2 separate regions of the Homo sapiens genome follow, and region 1 is linked to region 2. A link is an interaction called in ENCODE POLR2A ChIA-PET data of the cell type or tissue named here. Cell type or tissue: HepG2. All regions are shown on one strand. Each heading gives the region's core, and the rest is flanking DNA. Links, peaks and the distances in the headings are about the cores only. Region 1 has its middle 7.6 kb from the start of PTBP3. Region 2 overlaps SUSD1 (sushi domain containing 1).

Evidence for each region. ChIA-PET counts read pairs that join two places held together with the same protein. Peaks named below come from ENCODE experiments on the same cell type or tissue, not always from the same donor. Only the 100,000 strongest peaks of a DNase experiment are listed, where the experiment ranks them.
Region 1: POLR2A ChIA-PET joins it to region 2 with 6 read pairs; 8 of 35 experiments call an interaction of 5 or more read pairs at or near these places.

Annotation. Positions count from the first base shown.
Region 1 is chr9:112,336,379-112,346,020 of GRCh38, forward strand. It overlaps a transcript of PTBP3 not described here. Among named protein-coding and RNA genes, the nearest start is that of PTBP3, 7.6 kb to the left of the region's middle. RefSeq lists enhancers at 1,158-1,657, 1,336-1,480 and a cis regulatory region at 1,401-1,414. In HepG2, for the core only: no CTCF peak of the experiment used is centred there; a DNase peak (open chromatin) is centred at 5,483.
Region 2 is chr9:112,147,757-112,157,398 of GRCh38, forward strand. It overlaps SUSD1 (sushi domain containing 1), which reads right to left. Exons shown (of 17, transcript NM_022486.5): 3 at 1,488-1,643. Among named protein-coding and RNA genes, the nearest start is that of SUSD1, 23 kb to the right of the region's middle. In HepG2, for the core only: no CTCF peak of the experiment used is centred there; no DNase peak of the experiment used is centred there.

The DNA of each region.
Region 1 (9,642 bases), core at 4,214-6,713, 190 kb after region 2:
AACAATCCTTTATATAAAGCCTTTATAGCCTTTATAATTCAAATTTGATAAATTTTTTGAAAATGATTCCAAAAAGGCTGTACCAATTTACAGTTTCTTTATTTAAAAAAAAAAAAATTTGGCTGGGCATGGTGGCTCACACCTGTAAATCACAGCACTTTGGGAGGTCAAAGCGGCAGCATTGCTTGAGCTCAGCAGTGTGAGACCAGCCTGGGCAACATGGTGAAACCCTGTCTCTATATTTTTATAAAAATAAAAATAAATTATTAAAGTTATGTCTCTCTTACCCTTTGCTTTAAGCTAACAAATTTTAATATTAAAAAATAGCAGAGCGTGACCCCTATCTTTGCTATTCCAAATTTCAATATTAAAAAATAATACAGGAAGACCCCATCTCAATAAATAAAGGTAAATATAAAGTGTGTCCGAAATTTATTGTTCATACTAACAATAATTCCGAGAAGTCTGCAATGTAAAAACAGTGCACCTGACTGAAATTAACAAAACTGTTTGGCATTTCCTAAATACTCAATGTCCAGCTTTACAACAGAAGCCTAGATATAAGAAAACAGAAAACAGTTTACAACAAAAAAGGTGAAGCCTTAACTCTTTCCCCTGCCCCTTGGTTCTAAATTCAAAGAACTTTTTGTTTGTTTGTTTGTTTGTTTGGAATCAGAGGCTTGCTCTCTCACCCAGGCTGGAGTGCAGTAGCGCGATCTCAGCTCACTGCAACCTCTGCCTCCCAGGTTCAAGCAATTCTCCTGCCTTAGCCTCCCTGGTAGCTGGGATTAGAAGCGTGCACCACCACACCTAGCCAATTTTTGTATTTTTCATAGAGATGGGGTTTCACTGTGTTGGCCAGGCTGGTCTCAAACTCCTGGCCTCAAGTGATCTGCTTGCCTCCACCTCCCAAAGTGCTGGGATTACAGGCGTGAGCCACCGTGCCTGGCCAATTCAAAGAACTTATAGATTAAGCTCCATGGGTTTGTGAGTCACTTTGATTCAAAAATAGTAGGTAGCATAGAGTTTAGCTCCTCAAGAACCACTTTGAGAAACCTAACTGTTCCCATAGCCTACATGATGTGGAAGAGCCACAGCTTTCTATCATCTCCACAGAAGTTTCTGGAATCAGATATCTCAGATATCACCTACATGACCTGGTTTGACCTGAAACTGATGGGTTCTATATACTGGCTTCTTGATAGTGAAGAGAGTTACATTTTCTCTATTTGCTAATTGCTCTGTGCTTTGAAAAGGAAGACAGATACAAATAATTTAGTTTATAATTTTTCTAACATTTTCTCTTGTGTTTTTGTTCTGATTTGACTAAGAAATTCCCCTGACACACCTTTTTCTGATGAGAGACACCACCCCCATCACGATTATCTTTGGACAACATGTAACCTTTGAACACTTGCCTTAAGGCATTCCAGTAGGCAGTGGTTAGTTAACATTTAACCAACATAACCCTATTTCTGTTTACAGGTAAGACTTCTTAATATATAAAATAATACAAAGATGCCAAATAAGTCAGAAATAATACCAGCTATTAGGTGAATCTAGGAAGCTGGACATTTTAATATCATTCTATCCCATGACAAATACAAAATCATCATAATTAACATTGCATTTCCCAAAACAGAAACATCTGAAATTATACTAAATGAAAAAAGCCAATCTCAAAAGGTTACATGCTGTATGATTCCATTTCTATAACATCCTCAAAATGACAAAATTATAGAGATGGAGAACAGATTAGTGGTTACCAAGGATTAGGAAGAGGGTGGGAGCAGATGGAAGAGGATACAGACAACTGTGACTACAAGGGAGTAAGAACGGGGATATTTGTGGTAATAAAACAGTTCTGTGTCTTGATTATGGGGTGGTTATACAAATCTACACATGATAAAATTGCATAGAACTTTAGATAAACACATGCATGAAAAAGTGACAAAATCTGAAGAGAAGTTATGGATTGCACTGTGTCTGTGTGCTGCTTTTAATAGTGTAATACAGTTACTAAGATGTTACTATTGGGGGAAACTGGTTGAAGGGTACACAGGACCTCTTTGTACTTATTTTTTAAATTTCCTGTGAATCTACAATTATTTCAAAATAAAGAAACCTTGGCTGAGTGTTCCCTTAATATTTGTTGTTATTTGTTCAATAATTAAACAATAACAAACATCAAAGGCTTAAGCAAAATGGCATGTGAGTATAATTTATAGTTTTCAGGCTGTATCACCTTGGTAGTCAAATAAGGTTGTAACAGCTGACACACACTGACTCTGACCGACTCTGCCCAGTCTGTTGAATTATGAGCCTTTCTTCAAAGTCCTTCCCAACTATTTGAAGAGGCGGCATGTAAGTGTCTCCTACATGCTCACTGACTTCTCAGCAGCTATGAATCACGTCCATTTTTGTCATCCCATGCCTGGCCCTGATGTAATCATCTCCACATGAAGTTCTTAATATGGCCAGTGCCTGGCACAGAGGACTCATGTCTATGCTGAAGGTGCTGTCCCTTGTCACTGTCCTATAGTATAATTTGCCAGCCCATGCCAAAGTTGCATTGGGCTTTCTGGAGCACTTTTCTGAAAAGGGGAGTATTCCTCTCCCTGTTTTTTGTCATACTATATCACCTAGGTTCCAGTGTCTCCCAGAATTTTTAATGAAACAGCCTTTTTTATTTAAATTCACAGAAAATCATCCTTTAAGATTTAGGCAAGGGCGAAATGCCGTCTCTACTAAAAATATAAAAAATTAGCCAGGCGTGGTGGCTCATGCCTGTAGGCCCAGCTACTCAGGAGGCTGAGGTGGGAGGATCACCTGAGCCCAGGAAGTTGAGGCTGCAGTGAGCTGAGATCGTGACACTGCACTCCAGTCTGCCTGACACAGCAAGACTCTGTCTCAAAAAAAAAAAAAAAAAAAAAAAATACAGGCGTGAATCCTAAGGGGCTAAGAAAATCTGAATGATAATCACTACAGTGATCTAAGAATCATCATTGCCCTTTAAAATTGACTTCTTTTTGTCCTTAAAACTGTTGTCCCCCACTCTCTATCCTGAGGATGAATTTCTTAACCTAGAAGTCTCCCAGACCCCACTTAGAAGTAAATCTCTTGGATTGTTGTTATTTTTTTTCTTTACCTTTATTTACTTGCCATTTTTATTTTTTTTCTTTTCACTCTTTTTTTTTTTTCTTTTGAGACAGTCTCACTCTGTCACCCAGGTTGCTGTGCAGTGGAATGATCTCGGCTCACTGCAACCTCTACCTCCCAGGTTCAAGCGATTCTCCTGCCTCAGCCTCCCAAGTAGCTGGGATTACAGGTACACCCCACCACACCCAGCTAATTTTTGTATTTTTGGTAGAAATGGGATTTTGCCATGTTGGCCAGGCTGGTTTCCAACTCCTAACTTATCAGGTGATCTGCCCGCCTCAGCCTCCCAAAGTGCTGGGATTACAGGTGTCAGACACCATGCCCTGCCTGCCCAGCCCAATTTTTAAATGATATAAATTTCTATCAGGATTATAACCATGACACTAAATGTTATAAAAATTCATATTTATTTAAACATGTTTATTTTTTATTTATTTATTTTCTTGAGACAGGGTATCGCTCTGTCACCCAGGCTGGAGTGTAGTGGTGCAATCGTGGCTCACTGCAGCCTCAACCTTCCAGGCTCAGGTGATCCTCCCACCTAAGCCTCCTGAGTAGCGGAAACTGTAGGCATGTTCCACCACCACACCTGGCTAATTTTTGCTGGTGTGTTCTTAGCAACCAGAACAATGCCTACTACATAATAGGCAGCCAATATTTTATTAATTGAACATGTGAAACAGCTTGTGCCTTGCAAAGACAATCTTCCTTTTGTTTCTGAAACTGTTTATTGTATTAATACTAAATTTGTATTTCTGGTAAACTTGCCCTATATTCTTCCTCAGCATTACCAATTCGTTATTTATTAGATCTTCATTCTATTACATATTTTTCTTTAATGTCTTGTGTTTGTTTTTTCTTAATATTTTATATGATTTTCTCAAGTCTATTCTCTCCAATCATAGTTCAGATTTCTGCAGTATTAGTTTGATTCCCTGCTATTTTAACGTGTTTTTAAATAACATAATAATTTTGTTTTCTCCTCTTCTCTTTCATTTGTTCTGCCAGCTTTTTTAAAATGTCATGTTATTGTCTTATCTATGTTTTAAAATCTCTTGTTTAGGGCCGGGTGCAGTGGCTCACGCCTGTAATCCCAGCACTTTGGGAGGCTGAGGCGGGTGGATCACCTGAGGTCAGGAGTTTGAGACCAGCCTCAACATGGAGAAACCCCGTCTCTACTAAAAGCACAAAATTAGCCGGGCGTAGTGGTGCACGCCTGTAATCTCAGCTACTCAGGAGGCTGAGGCAGAATTGTTTGAACCCGGGAGGCGGAGGTTGCGGTGAGCCGAGATCGCGCCATTGCACTCCCGCTTGGGCAACAAGAGCGAAACTCTGTCTCAAAAAAAAAAAATAAATAAAATAAAATAAAATCTCTTGTTTCATGGACTCCATATTTAATTATCCAAAGAGGATAAAGAAGTATTTTGTCTAATGTTTTCTTCTTATCCGTTTTTGTTCCTCTTTAAAAGTGTAATTTTCATGTTTTTACATATTATATTCTTCTACTTCATTTGGGTGTTTTTGTTTTGGTTTGGATTTCTTGTGGGGTTTTTTGTTTTTGTTTTTGTTTTTGGCAAGATCTCTGCTAGAATTTGTTTTGTTTTGTTTGTTGAGTCAGGGTCTGTCTCAAGTCGCCCAGACTAGAGTGCAGTGGTGTGAGCTCGGCCCACTGCAACCTCCACCTCCTGGGTTCAAGTGATTCTCCTGCCTCAGCCTCCCGAGTAGCTGGGATTACAGGTGCACACCACCATGCCTGGCTAATTTTTGTATTTTTAGTAGAGATGGTGTTTCACCATGTTGGCCAGGCTAGTCTCGAACTCCTGACTTCCAGTGATCCGCCTGCCTCGGCCTCTTGAAGTGCTGGGATTACAGGCATGAGCCACCATGCCTGGCCTCTGGTAGAATTTTATTCCCTTGTTTGTATCCGGCAAGAAAAGTGTTTTTGTTTTTCGTTGGGTGTGTGTGTGTGTGTTGTTGTTGTTTTTGTTTTTGTTTTGAATGATGGCAGTACTACTTTGATCTGCAGCTTACTAAAGAATAGTGTGAGTTGAGGGCTCACAAATCTCATCTCAGCTTTTCTGTGCGTTATTGATTTTTTTTGTTTTTGTTTTTAAGTCACTTGTAGGTCTAGATATCAATGGTTTATATTCTTGTTTCATCTTTCAATTACTTGGTGGGGATGGTGAAGTGGGAAGTGACTGTGAAGTGACTCCAATAAGTAGATAGCCATCAAGTAAGGTGTGCTTTCTCTCAGAAACTTCACAAAATTCTTTACATAGTTCTGCTAAATATCCACATTTGGTTTGGTTTGTTTTCCCTGAATTCCTTTAGAATGACTAGGTCCCTGTGATGGCTAATTTTAGGTGTCAACTTGCCTGCTTTAAGAGACAACAAGATAGCTGGTAAGGCATTATTTCTGGGTGTGCTGTGAGGGTGTTTCTGGAAGAGATTGGCATTTGCATCAGTGGACTGAATGAGGAAGATCTGCCCTCACCCAATGTGGGCAGGCATCATCCAATTGGCTGAGGGCCTGGATAGAAAAAAAAGGCAGAGGAAAGGCAAGTTTTCTCTCTTCTGGAGCTGGGACACTGTTCTTTTCCTGCCCTTAGACATAAGAACTCCAAGTTCTCCAGCCTTTGGACTCCAGGACTTGCACCAGCAGCCTTCTAGTTTCTCAGGCCTTTGGATTTGGACTTAGACAGAGCCGCATTACTGGCTTCTTGGGTTCTCCAGCTTGCCGATGGCCTATCATGGAACTTGGCCTCCATAAGTCTCCTCTCATATGTCTCTGCGTGTGTGTGTATCCCATTGGTTCTGTCTCTCTAGAGAACACTGACTAATACAGTCGTCTTCACAGAAGCCTGAATATACTCTATAACATATAATATAAGAGGTTAGACTGGACACAGTGGCTCACGCCTGTAATCCCAACACTTTGGGAGGCCGAAGTGGGCGGATCACTTGAGGTCAGGAGTTCGAGACCAGCCTGGCCAACATGGTGAAACCCATCTCTGCTAAATATACAAAAAGTAGTCGAGCATGGTGGCACACACCTGTAATCTCAGCTACTCAGGAGGCAGAGGCAGAAGAATCACTTGAACCCAGGAGGCAGAGGTTGCAGTGAGCCGAGATTGCACCATTGCACTCCTGCCTGGGCGACAGAGCGAGACTCCGTCTCAAGAAAGAAAAACAAAGAAGAAGAAGAAGAAGAAGAAAGAGAGATTAAAAATAAACGTGTAGGCATGGGCTGATATATATACTTTTGTTTACAAGTTCTACCTATTGAGAGGATCAAGGACCAAACAATGACATCACAGTAACTTTTTTTGTGGGGGCGGGGGTGGGCAGTCTCACTATGTTGCCCAGACTGAACTCAAACTCCCATGCTCAAGTAATTCTCCCACTTCAGTCTCCTGAGTAGCTGGGACTACAGGTGTGCACCACCATGCCCAGCATTGCCCATATCTTAGTTTCTAGACACCATTGGCTGATAAAAAAGGAACCAAGACTCCTCAGAGAAGTTGTTGGTTCCAGGGCTGGATCGGGGAAAATGCAGGATGAGCCTAGAGTATCTTGAGGCTCATTTTGAGGACAGAAAGTAAAAAAGTTACTTGCACGCAAAATGTTAACATTAGGGGAATCTGGACAGTGGTTATTCAGATACACTCTGAACAATTTTTTTTTTTTTGAGACTGAGTTTCGCTCTCGTCACCCAGGCTGGAGTGCAATGGTGTGATCTCAGCTCACTGCAGCCTCTGCCTCCCGGGTTCAAGTGATTCTCCTGCCTCAGCCTCCCCAGTAGCTGGGATTACAGGTGCCTGCCACCACACCCGGCTAATTTTTGTATTTTTAGTTCAAAGTGCTTTTTACCAGTTTTCACTACCACTACAAGCGTTAGCTCATATCCTCAACTGGTATTATCCAACTTTAAAAATTTTGTCAAGCAGTCAGTTTAAAATATCTTACATGCAGCTGGGCGTGGTGGCTCTCACCTGTAATCCCAGCATTTTGGGAGGCCGAGGTGGGCAGATCACCTGAGGCCAGGAGTTTGAGAACAGCCTGGCCAACATGGTGAAACCCCGTCTCTACTAAAAATACAAAAAATTAGCTGGGTGTGGTGGTGGCGCCTGTAATCCCAGCTACTTGGGAGGCTGAGGCAGGGAAAATCGCTTGAACCCAGGAGGCGGAGTTTGCAGTGAGCTGAGACCAGGCCATTGCACCCCAGCCTGGGCAACAGAGCAAGACTCTATCTCAAAAAAAAAAAAAAAGAAAAAATCTTACATGCCCTCATTTTTCATTTCATTTCATTAATGCAATTGAATTTCATTTCACATGTTATTGGCCATTCATTGATAAATCTCCTTCAGTAAAGTACCTGTTCATATATTTTACCCATTTTTTTTCATATTTGACTATACATTCTTTACTTATTGGTTTGCAGGAGCTACACACACACATTTTTTTTTCTGACAATATTTGCAGACAGTTCTTCATCCAGTATGTTGCTTCTCTTTTGCTTTTCTTTATGGTGTCTTCTGATAAACAAAAACTTTTCATTTTAATTTTAAAAGGTAAAATTTATCAATCTTTTTTTATTTATGTTTTGGGCCTTTTGTTTAAGCTTCTATTAAGTATTATACCTTAGTTCTTGTGCAGTAAGACAAGAAACAGAAATAAAATATATATGCTACAGTTTAAATAGTATTTGTCCTCTCTGAAACTCATGTTGAAATTTGATTATCATTGTGGCAGTGTTGGGAGATGGGGACCGTTAGGGGGTGATTAGGTCATTAGGGGGAATTAATGCCATTCTTGTTGTAGCCAATTAATACTCAAGAATCCATTAGTTATCACAAGAACAGGTTGTTATAAAGCAAATTGGGCTTCTTTGGCTCTCTTTTGCTTCCTCTCTTGCCACATAATTCCTTCCCTTTTCTGCCATGCTATAAAGGAGCACAAGGCCCCCACCAGATGCAGCTGTCCAGTCTTTGACTTCCCAGCCTCCAGAACTGCAAGCTAAATAAATCTCTTTTCTTTATAAATTATCCAGTCTCAGGTATTCAGTTATAGCAACAGAAAACCTGCTAAAACAATATGAATATTGGAAAGGAAAAATAAGTTGCCATTATTTGCAGCTGATATGATTATCTATGTAGAAAATTCAAAAGTATATCAAAAGTTTTAAAATTAATGCAAAAGAAAAAAATTAATGAGAGAGTTTAATAAGAAGTCTGGGTATAAGATTAACATATGAAAATTAGTTGCATTTCTATATACCACAAAAACAATTAGATAATATTATTTAAAAATGGCTAGCCAGGCACGGTGGCTCACACCTGTAATTCCACACTTTGGGAGGCCGAGGCGGGTGGATCACCTGAGGTCGGGAGTTCGAGACCAGCATGACCAACATGGAGAAACCCCCATCTCTACTAAAAATACAAAATTAGCCGGGTGTGGTGTCACATACCTGTAGTCCCAGCTACTCGGGAGGCTGAGGCAGGAGAATTGCTTAAACTGGGAAGGCGGAGGTTGCGGTGAGCCGAGATGACACCATTGCACAGCAAAAATAATAATAATAATGAAAATAATACCACTGCCACAGAGCTATATACTTTAAAATGGTTAAAATGGTAAACTTAAATGAGCTAAGCATGGTGGCACACACATGTAGTCCCACCAGCTACTCCTTGGGAGGCTGAGGCAGAAGGATTACTTGAGCCCAAAGAGTTCCAGGTGACAGCGAGTTGTGATTGTGTGCCATTGTACTTCAGCCTGAGAGACAGAGTAAGACCCTCATCTCTAAAAAAAAAAAAAAAAAAAAAAAAAAAAAGGAAAAAAAATTTTTTTTTTTTGAGATCAGAGTCTTACTCTGTCACCCAGGCTGGAGTGCAGTGGAGTGATCTCAGCTCACTGCAGCCTCCACCTCCTGGGTTCAGGTGATTCTTGTGCCTCAGCCTCCTCAGTAGCTGGGACCGCAGGAGCACACCACCATGCCCAGCTAATTTTTGTATTTTTTTTTTCAGTAGAGTTGGGGTTTTACCATTTGGCCAGGCTGGTTTTGAACTCCAGACCTCAAGCGATCCACCCACATTGGCCTCCCAGAATGTTGGGATTACAGGCGTAAGCCACAACACCTGGCCAAAAAAAAGTAAATTTAAATATAAAAATTAAAAATAAATGACTTCTAGAATAGCTCAGACAGTCTTAAAGAATAATAATGTGGGGACTAGCTCTATCTAATATTAAAATTTGTATATCATGAAGTCAAATAATCAAGAAAAAATGTAGTATTGCCATAGGAATAGACAAATTTTCTTTTTTTTTTTCTTTTTGAGACAGAGTCTCGCTCTGTTGCCCAGGCTGGAGTACAGTGGCATGATCTCGGCTCACTGTAACCTCCACCTCCCAGGTTCAAGCAATTCTCCCTGCCTCAGCCTCCCAAGTAGCTGGGAGTATAGGTGCCCGCCATCATGCCCAGCT
Region 2 (9,642 bases), core at 4,140-6,639:
AGACTCCGTCTCAAAAAGAAAAGAAAAGAAAAAGTACATGAGAAATGTGTATTGAATAAACAAAACACTAGATCATCATCTTATATGCTTTTTTTTTAGTGTCTTTTCTTCTTAATATACAAAATTTAATACTGTAACATTGTACTTCTGCAACCATGCAGCCAGTAATTTGCTACCTAGAACAACAGGATATTATAAAATGTTTTCTCTGAAGGAATGTGTTCATTCGTGCCAAGAATAAATCAAATGTATCCTTTGAGAGATTCTGCCTTGGTACAGGTCAAGAGGGAGGATGAATCCGAGCATAAGAACCTACGGTTCCTGGTAGCTAAGAAGATAAAATATGTTCTCCTTTCATTTTATTTTTCCTGAAAACCTTTAAATATCACGAAGCTTTCCAGCAGAGTCATTAAGTCTATGCAAAAGCATCTTAGAACCAGGAGGCTTTTTCTGCCTTTCCTCTTCATTATTGTTCAAAGATTTTCCTAGAAAGCCAGAGAGCAACATTAAATAGCGTATGCTGTTTATAGAGTTCAGATAACAGAGGAGCCGCTAAAAATTAGGAGGGTTTGTCCCCACCCTGTATTCGACCAGCCTATGCTCAGAGACCCAGCCTACAAAGCTCCCATGCTCCCAAAACTCGCACTCCTCACTCAGCGCACACATGTGGGAGGCAAGCCCACATCTCTTAACAGGGACAACTCTGACCTCCTGTGAGCCAACAGCCGGGTGCCAGCCCCCAGATTAGTGTGCTCTGAGCTGAGGAGTGCCACTCACCCCAAGGACCCCCGACCTGTGGTTACAGGAACCTGCAGGAGGCACACCATCTCCAGAGAGTCCCTCCTCACTATTCATTATGAAAACGATCAGGCCAGGTGCAGTGGCTCATGACTAATCCCAGCACTTTGGGAGGCCGAGGCGGGCAGATCACTTGAGGCCAGGAGTTTGAGACCAGCCTGGCCAATGGGGCAAAACCGCATCTCTACCAAAAATACAAAAATTAGCTGAGCATGGTGGTGCGTGCCTGTAATCCCAGCTACTTAGGAAGCTGAGGCAGGAGAATCGCTTGAACCCAGGAGGCGGAGGTTACAGAGAGTCGAGATTGTGCCACTGCACTCCAGCCTGGGCAACAGAGTGAGACCCCCCCCTTAAAAAAAAAAAAGTTCAAACAAAACATTACAATGAAAGAAAAAGAATATTACAATGAACTCCCATAGACCCACATCCCCCCAAGATTCAATCGTTGTTTACATTTTGCCATTTAAAGTAGCTTACAGACTAAAGGAACACTATTATAGATACATCATCATAACACCCCTAGATACCTCAGCATGCATCTCCCAAAATAAGAATATTATCCTATATACCACAATACCATTATGCCATCTAACAAAACTAACATTAATTCCCTAATATTAACAAATACACAGCCCAGATACTATCCTGCCATCGCCAATTGTCAACACCGCAGCCCCCTTCTTGAGTACCTGTACAAAAGGTGCCATCGTTGGGAATGAATGTCTTGTTGTTGTTTGTGGCTCGATATCCTTCCAGGCAAATGCAATAGAAGCCCCCGGGGGTGTTGTGGCAAGATGTGTGGTTCCCACAGACAAGAGTGGCTCCAAACTGGCACTCATTTTTATCTGTTGACACACAGACAAGGCACCGGAAGAGCTATCAATCCACACCGACTTCAACAGCCCAGACTGTCCTCCCATGCTATGGACTCGGGAACCAACGTTCTGTGACCACACCTTAGTGATCTATTTCTCCAGCCTCTTCTCCTTTCACGATGCTCCCCAGACTACAGGACCTGGGCCCCTCGTAGTTATGTGCCAGGAGTGTATGAAACCCCAAGAGAAACACAACACCTCAATCTGGCAATCCGTCTGATTTGAAGATTGGGAGAAGAGGGTTCTCTTTGAACTTTTCCAAGCTTAAAAAGATCTTTTCAGAGGCCCACGGAAACAAACCAGCAGAATTCCCCTTTTCCAGTTCAGCCATTCTCATGGTTTTCCATGAAAGCCAGGGTAGGGTGACTTTACAGCCAGTGATTAACTGGAAAATTTCTTCCTTCTGAACTACCAAGAAACACAATGGAATTAGTGCTGCAGCCTCATCCGGAGCAGGGCTAATGCAGAAGCAGGAATAGCTCATGCTAATGGTCAATGACCTGTGGTGAATAATGTTAGTCCCTCAGTGCAGAGGCCTGGAACATGGATGCTCGATGAGTCCCCAGAAGCTTGCCCAGAGTGTTTTTCATTGAATAATATGAAAGTGAAAGATGCAAAATGAACGTAAATCTCCCTCTCATCTCTGCCCTCTAGCTCAGGGGTCAGCAAACTTTTTCTCACAGTATCTGTTGCAACAACTCACCTGTGCTCATGGGCACGAAAGCAGCTGTAGACAACAGGTAAACTACCAAGCAATGCTACGTACCAGTAAAACTCCACCTACAGAAACAGGCAGCAGGTCGAACTTGGCCCATGGGCCATAGTTTGCTGACTCTGCCTAACCCTCTAATTTAAGAGGAAACTCCTGTGACCAAATTGTTTATGCATCCTTTTAGAGCTGATCTACACAGTTAGCTTTTTTTGGGAGAAAAATCATCAACTTATGAATTTGTAGCTTGTTTGTTACTTCGTGTTTTATTTCACCAGTGGGCCCCTCATATCCGTTTAATGGCCTCTCACAATTGCACTCAATTCTTATTCAACCAAAAGTACCCTCCAGAAGATCTGGGTGGGTTTTTTATTATTATTTTTATTTTACAGTCATATGTCACTTAATGATGGGGACACATACTGAGGATTGTGTCATTAGGCAAGTTCATGATTGTGGGAACATCATAGGGTGTATTTACACAAACCTAAATGGCATAGCCAACTACACACTTAGGTTATATGGTAGAGTGTAGTGCTCCTAGGCTAGAAACCTGTATAGCATGTTACTGTACTGAATACCGTAGGCAACTGTAACACAGTGGGAAGTATTAGTGTATCTAAATATATCTAAACATAGAAGTGGTACAGTAAAAATACAGTATAAAATGTAAAAAACTGATACATCTCTAGAGAGCACTTACCATGAAATGGAACTTGCAGGACTGGAAGCTGCTCTAGGTAAGTCAGTGAGTGAGTGAATAGGAAGGCCTAGAACGTTATGATACATGACTGTAGACTTTTATTTTTATATAGAGACAGGGTCTCCCTCTGTCACCCAGGCTAAATTGCACTGGCACGATCATAGCTCACTGCAGCCTTGAACTCCTGGGCTCAAGCAATCCTCTTGCCTCAGCCTCCTGGGGCTAGGAGCAGCTAGCACTACAGGCACAAGCCATCGTGCCCAGTTAATTTCTAGTTTCTAATTGTAGAGATCAGCTCTCACTATGTTGCCCAGGCTGGTCTCAAACTCCTGGCCTTAAGGGATCCTCCCACCTTAGCCTCCCAAAGAGCTCCCAAAGGGATTACAGGTGTGAGCCACCACATCCAGCCTTACTGTAAACTTTCTAAACACTGTACACATAGGCTACACTAAATTTATAAAAGTATCTTTCTTGGCCAGGCACGTTGGTTCACACCTGTAATCCCAGAACTTTGGGAGGCTGAGGCAGGAGGATCGCCTGAGGTCAGGAGTTCGAGACCAGCCTGGCCAACATGGTGAAACCCCATCTCTACTAAAAATACAAAAATTAGCTGGGCATAATGGCGGGCACCTGTAATTCCAACTACTCAGGAGGCTGAGGCAGGAGAATTGCTTGAACCCGGGAAGTGGAGGTTGTAGCAAGCAGAGATCATGCCATTGCACTCCAGCTGGGCAACAAGAGTGAAATTCCATCTCAAAAAAAAAAAAGTATCTTTCTTGGCCGGGCACAGTGGCTCACGTCTGTAATCCCAGCACTTTGGGAGGCCAAGGCAGGCAGATCACCTGAGGTCAGGAGTTCAAGACCATCCTGGCCAACAAGGTGAAACCCCGTCTCTACTAAAAATACAAAAATTAGGCCGGGTGCGGTGGCTCATGCCTGTAATCCCAGCACTTTGGGAGGCTGAGGTGGGCGGATCACCTGAGGTCAGGAGTTCAAGACCAGCCTCAACATGGAGAAACCCCGTCTCTACTAAAAATACAAAATTAGCCGGGCACAGTGGTACATGCCTGTAATCTCAGTTACTCAGGAGGCTGAGGCAGGAGAATTGCTTGAACCTGGGAGGCAGAGGTTGCAGTGAGCCAAGATCGCGCCATTGCACTCCAGCCTGGGCAACAAGAGCAAAACTCCATCTCAAAAAAAAAAATACAAAAATTAGCCAGTTGTGGTGGTGCACGCCTGTAATCCCAGCTACTTGGGAGGCTGAGGCAGGAGAATCATTTGAACCCAGGAGGCGGAGGTTGCAGTGAGCCGAGATCGCGCCATTGCACTCCAGCCAGGGTGACAGAGTGAGACTCTGTCTCAAAAAAAAAAAAAAAAGGGATCTTTCTTCAATAATAAATTAACTTTAGCTTACTGTAGCTTTTTTACTTAAACTTTTCAATTTTTTTAACTTATTGACTCTTTTGTAATAATGCTTAACTTAAAATACAAACACATTCTACAGCTGTACGAAGAATTTTTTTTTGTTTCTTTATATGAAATTCTATATGGTTTTTTTTGTTTTTTGTTTTTTTTCTGGAGACAGGGTCTTGCTCTGTCACCCTGACTGGAGTGCAGTGGTGTGATCATAGCTCACTGCAACCTCAACCTCCTAAGCTCAAGTGATTCTCCCACCCCAACCTCCCTGAGTAGCTAGGACCACAGGTGACTGCTACTGTGCCTGGATAATTTTTTTTTTTTTTTTTTGTACAGATGGAGGGGTCTCAATATGTTGCTCAGACTCATCTCGAACTCCTGGCCTCAAGGATTCCTTGTGCCTCCACGTCCCAAAGTGCTGGGATTAGATTGCAGGCATAAGCCACCACATCCAGCCTTTTATTAGCTTTTTTCTTCTATTATTTTTTTTAATCTTTTTTTTTTTTTTTTTTTTGTAAACAGGGTCTTGCATCATAACCAAGGCTGGAGTGCAGTGGTGTGACCATAGCTCACTGCAGCCTCAACCTCCTCGGCTCAAGGGATCCTCCTGCCTCGACTTCTTGAATAGCTAGGACCACAGGTACCTGCCACCACACCTGGCTAATTTTTTAATTGGAAAAAAAATGTTTTTACTTTTTAAACTTTCTTATTAAAAACTCAGACACAGGCCAGGCACAGTGATTTGCATCTGTAATCTCAGCACTTTGGGAGGCCAAGGCAAGAGGATCACTTGAGCCCAGGAGTTCAAGAAGAGCCTGGGCAACATAATGAGACCTTGTCTCTGCAAAAAATAAACAAAATTAGCCTGATGTGGTGGTTTGCCTCTGTAGTCTCAGCTACTTGGGAGGCCGAGGTGGAAGGATCACTTGAGCCCAGGAGGCTGAGGCTGTAGTGGGCCGAGATCACACCACTGCACTCCAACACAGGTGACAAAGTGAGACCCTGGCTAAAAAAAAAAAAAAATTCTAAGACACAAACACACACACACACAATAGCTTAGGCAATAGCTTAGGCCTACACATGGTCAGGATCATGTTATCACTGTCTTCCGCTTCCACATCTTGTCCCACTGGAAGGTTGTCAAGGGCAAGAGCATACATGGAGCTGTCATCTCCTATGATAACAATGCTTTCTTCTGCAATACATCCTGAAAGACCTGCCTGAGGCTGTTTAGTAGTTAAGTTTTTTTTAATAAGTAGAAGGAGTACATTCTAAAATAATGATAAAACATATAGCAAATACATAATCCAGTAATATAATCATTTATTGTCATTTTCAAGTATTACATACTATACTTTTTTTTTTTTTTTTTTGAGACGGAGTTTTGCTCTTGTCACCCAGGCTGGAGTGCAATGGCGCGATCTCGGCTCACTGCAACCTCTGCCTCCTGGGTTCAAGCAATTCTCCTGTCTCAGCCTCCTGAGTAGCTGAGATTACAGGCGCCTGCCACCATGCCTGGCTAATTTTTGTATTTTTAGTAGAGATGGGGTTTCACCATGTTGGACAGGCTGGTCTTGAACTCCTGGCTTCAGGTGATCCTCCTGCCTTGGCTTCCAAAAGTGCTGGGATTACAGGCATGACCCACCATGCCTGGCCTATGTACTATACATTATTGTATGTGCTATACTTTTATACAACTGGCAGCACAGTAGGTTTGCTTATACCAGCATCACTACAAACACATAATGCATTGTGTTATAACATTATGACAGCTACGACATCTCTAGGTGATAGGAATTTTTCAGCTCCATTATATAATCTTATGGGCCCACTGTTGTATATTCGGTCTATCATTAACCAAAACATCGTTATATGGCACATGACTGTATTACCTTTGTAAAATGTAATTGGCTTTGGAACATGATTCACCATATTAAAACTATCAGTGGGGCCAGGTGCAGTAGCTCACACCTGTAATCCCAGCACTTTGGGAGGCCAAGGCAGGCAGATCACTTGAGCCCAGTAGTTCAAGACCAGCCTGGGCCACATGGCAAAACCCCACCTCCACACACACACACAAAAAAAAAAAAAAAAAGAGAGAGAAAAATTAGCTGCACGTGGTGGTGTGTGCCTGTAGTCCCAGATACTCAGGAGCTGAGGCAGGAAGATCACTTGAGCCTGGGAGGTCGAGGCTGCAGTGAGCCATGGTCACACCACTACACTCCAGCCTGGACAACAGAGTGAGACCCTGTCTGAAAGAAAATCAAACAAACAAAAAAAACTATCTTTGGGGAGATCTGCATAAGAGCTTAGAGAGACAGAGCAGACTCTCAAGCCATAGTTAGGCCAAGTGTCCGTCCTAGGTTACAGAACACTATCCAGTGGTTTTAGAAACAAGTCCAGCTGTCCATAAAATGGAATATTCCTGTCCTTTGCTGTTGTTTTTGAGACAGGCCTCCTCTGTGGACCTCACTGGAAGGGACATTTCGGTTTGCAGAGGCGTCTAGAATTCTCAAGACCCTAGGCTTAATACCATGTTATAGCACCTCTGGCACATGTATAACCTTGCCTGCAATCTATGTAAGGCAAAGTCTCAGCAGGCCAAGCATCGGGATGCACAGTGCCTAGTGCCTGGGAGTAGTACCACATAAATTAATAAAGCCCTTTCTGCCCATTAAGAGGAGTTTCTTTGTTCAAAAATCAAAGGGCAGGGCCAGGTGCGGTGGCTCACGTCTGTAATCCCAGCACTTTGGGAGTCTGAGGCAGGCAGATCACCTGAGGTCGGGAGTTCAAGACCAGCCTGGCCAACATGGTGAAACCTCGTCTCTACTAAAAATACAAAAATTAGCCGGGCGTGGTGGTGCCCGCCTGTAATCCTAGCTACTCGGGAGGCTGAGGCAGGAGAATCACTTGAACCCAGGAGGCAGAGGTTGCAGTAAGCCAAGATCGCACCACCGCACTTCAGTCTGGGTGACCGAGGGAGACGCCATCAAAAAAAAAAAAAAGTCAAAGGGCAAGCTAGCACCCATGGGAGGAGGAATTCCTTTGGGAAGTGAACAGAAAAATTTATCCATTCTTCTCAACTTCATTTCTATCTCACTGCTAGCAAGTGCGGGTGAGGAACGGGAGGGTGAGAAGCATTAGGAGAAATTCCCCCTGGAGCCTCAGACTGCAGGGTAGCCAAACTTCTCATGGGTAGAAACCTAAAAAACAAGAGTCAAAGAAGGCTTCACTCCAGCCTGCAGAATGGGCAATGGTGGGTGACTGTAAAAGCTTGTGTCTGCAAAGTGAAAGGTGACTTTTTGAAGACAAGACTCAGTGGGGATTTTTTTTTGGTTTTTTTGTTTGTTTGTTTTTAGTTTCTTTTTTTTATTTTTAAGAGATGGGATCTTGTTCTGTCGCCCAGACTGGAGTGCAGTGGTGGCCAGGTGCGGTGGCTCATACCTATAATCCCAGCACTTTAGGAAGCTGAGGCAGGAGGATCACTTGAGCCCAGGAGCTCAAGACCACCCCGGGCAATGTAGTGAGACCCTGTATCTACTAAAAATGAAGAAGGGGAAGAAGAAAAGGAAGAAGAGAATGAAGAAGAAGAGGAAGAAGAATAAGAGGAAGAGGAAGAAGGAGAAGGAGAGAGGGAGAAGGAGAAAAGAAAGAAGAGGAGGAGGAAGAAGAAGGAAGAGAAGGAGGAAGGATGGAAGGAAGGAAAAGAAGGAAAGGAGAGAGAAAGAAAGAAAGAGAGAAAGAAAGAAAGAGAGAGAAGGGAGAGAGAGAGAAGGAAGAGAAGAAGAAAGAAAAACACTAGCTTAGCTGGGTGTGGCAGCAAGGTTGCAGTGAGCTATGATCATGCCACTGTACTCCAGCCTGGGAAACAGAAAGCCCTTGTCTCTAAAAATAAAATAAAGGTAAAAAAAAAAAAAACTCACTGGCCGGGCGCAGTGGCTGACGCTTGTAATCCCAGCACTTTGGGAGGCCAAGGCTGGTGGATCACGAGGTCAGGAGTTCGAGACCAGCCTGCCCAACATGGTGAAACCCAGTCTCTACTAAAAATACGAAAATTAGCTGGGCATGGTGGCACATACCTGTAATCCCAGCTACTCAAGAGGCTGAAGTAGGAGAATCACTTGAACCTCGGAGGCGGAGGCTGCAGTGAGCCAAGATCGCACCACTGCACTCCAGCCTGGGCGACGAGTGAGACTCCATCTCAAAAAAAAAAAAAAATACTCACTGAAGCTTCGAACTCCTGGGCTCAAGGCATCCTCCTGCCTCAGCCTCCCAAATACCTGGAAGTACAGGCATGTGCCACCACATGTGGCTAATTTAAAAAAAACTTTTTTTAGATATGGGGGTCTCACTATGCTGCCCAGGCTGGTCTCAAACTCCTGGCCTCAAGTGATCCTCCCACCTCAGCCTCCAGAATAGCTGGGATTACAAGATCGAGGCTCAGTACCTCGCTGTTATTTTTCTTTAGGGAGAAAAAAAGCACACAAAGATATCACAACAAGGCTGTATATACCATCTATCCACAACTGTAAGGTAAAACCATCAATATTTTTAATGCATATAACAAGGTTGCTGGGAGGAAATTGGAAGATTATTGCAACATTTACTATTGTAAAATTGTTGTGAAAGTCTCCCTCTCTCTGAATTGAGCTTGAACCTGGATATTGTCTGACTGTCATGGCATGGTGGATATCATGAGGCAAAAAATAGTTTCAGATGCTTCTAACCTAAAGGGCTTTGAGTTCCTTTAAGTCATCTAAGTCCCTAAAAGTATCACAACTACCAAAAATTTGGAGGATGAATTCTGACAGACATAAGACCCAAAGCAACAGTATTTTACCAATTAACCATAAAGTCCAATGGCAAATTGTTTTGTTTTTCCTCATAGTACTAATATAGTTTTATATCAAAATAACCAGAGAAATTAAGCAATGCAATATTCACTTGAGTTGTGAAGTTAAACTTAAGACTTGAAACAGATGTCAAATTTGTGTTAGGTCCCAGAGTTTCCAGAGATTCAAGTTCAATGACCTCTAACATGAGGAATACTATCTTGGAAACACTAGAGAAAGAATGTATCCAAACACTAAAACAAAGACTTATTATAATTGACAAAACTTCTCATAATAAAAACATGTGAA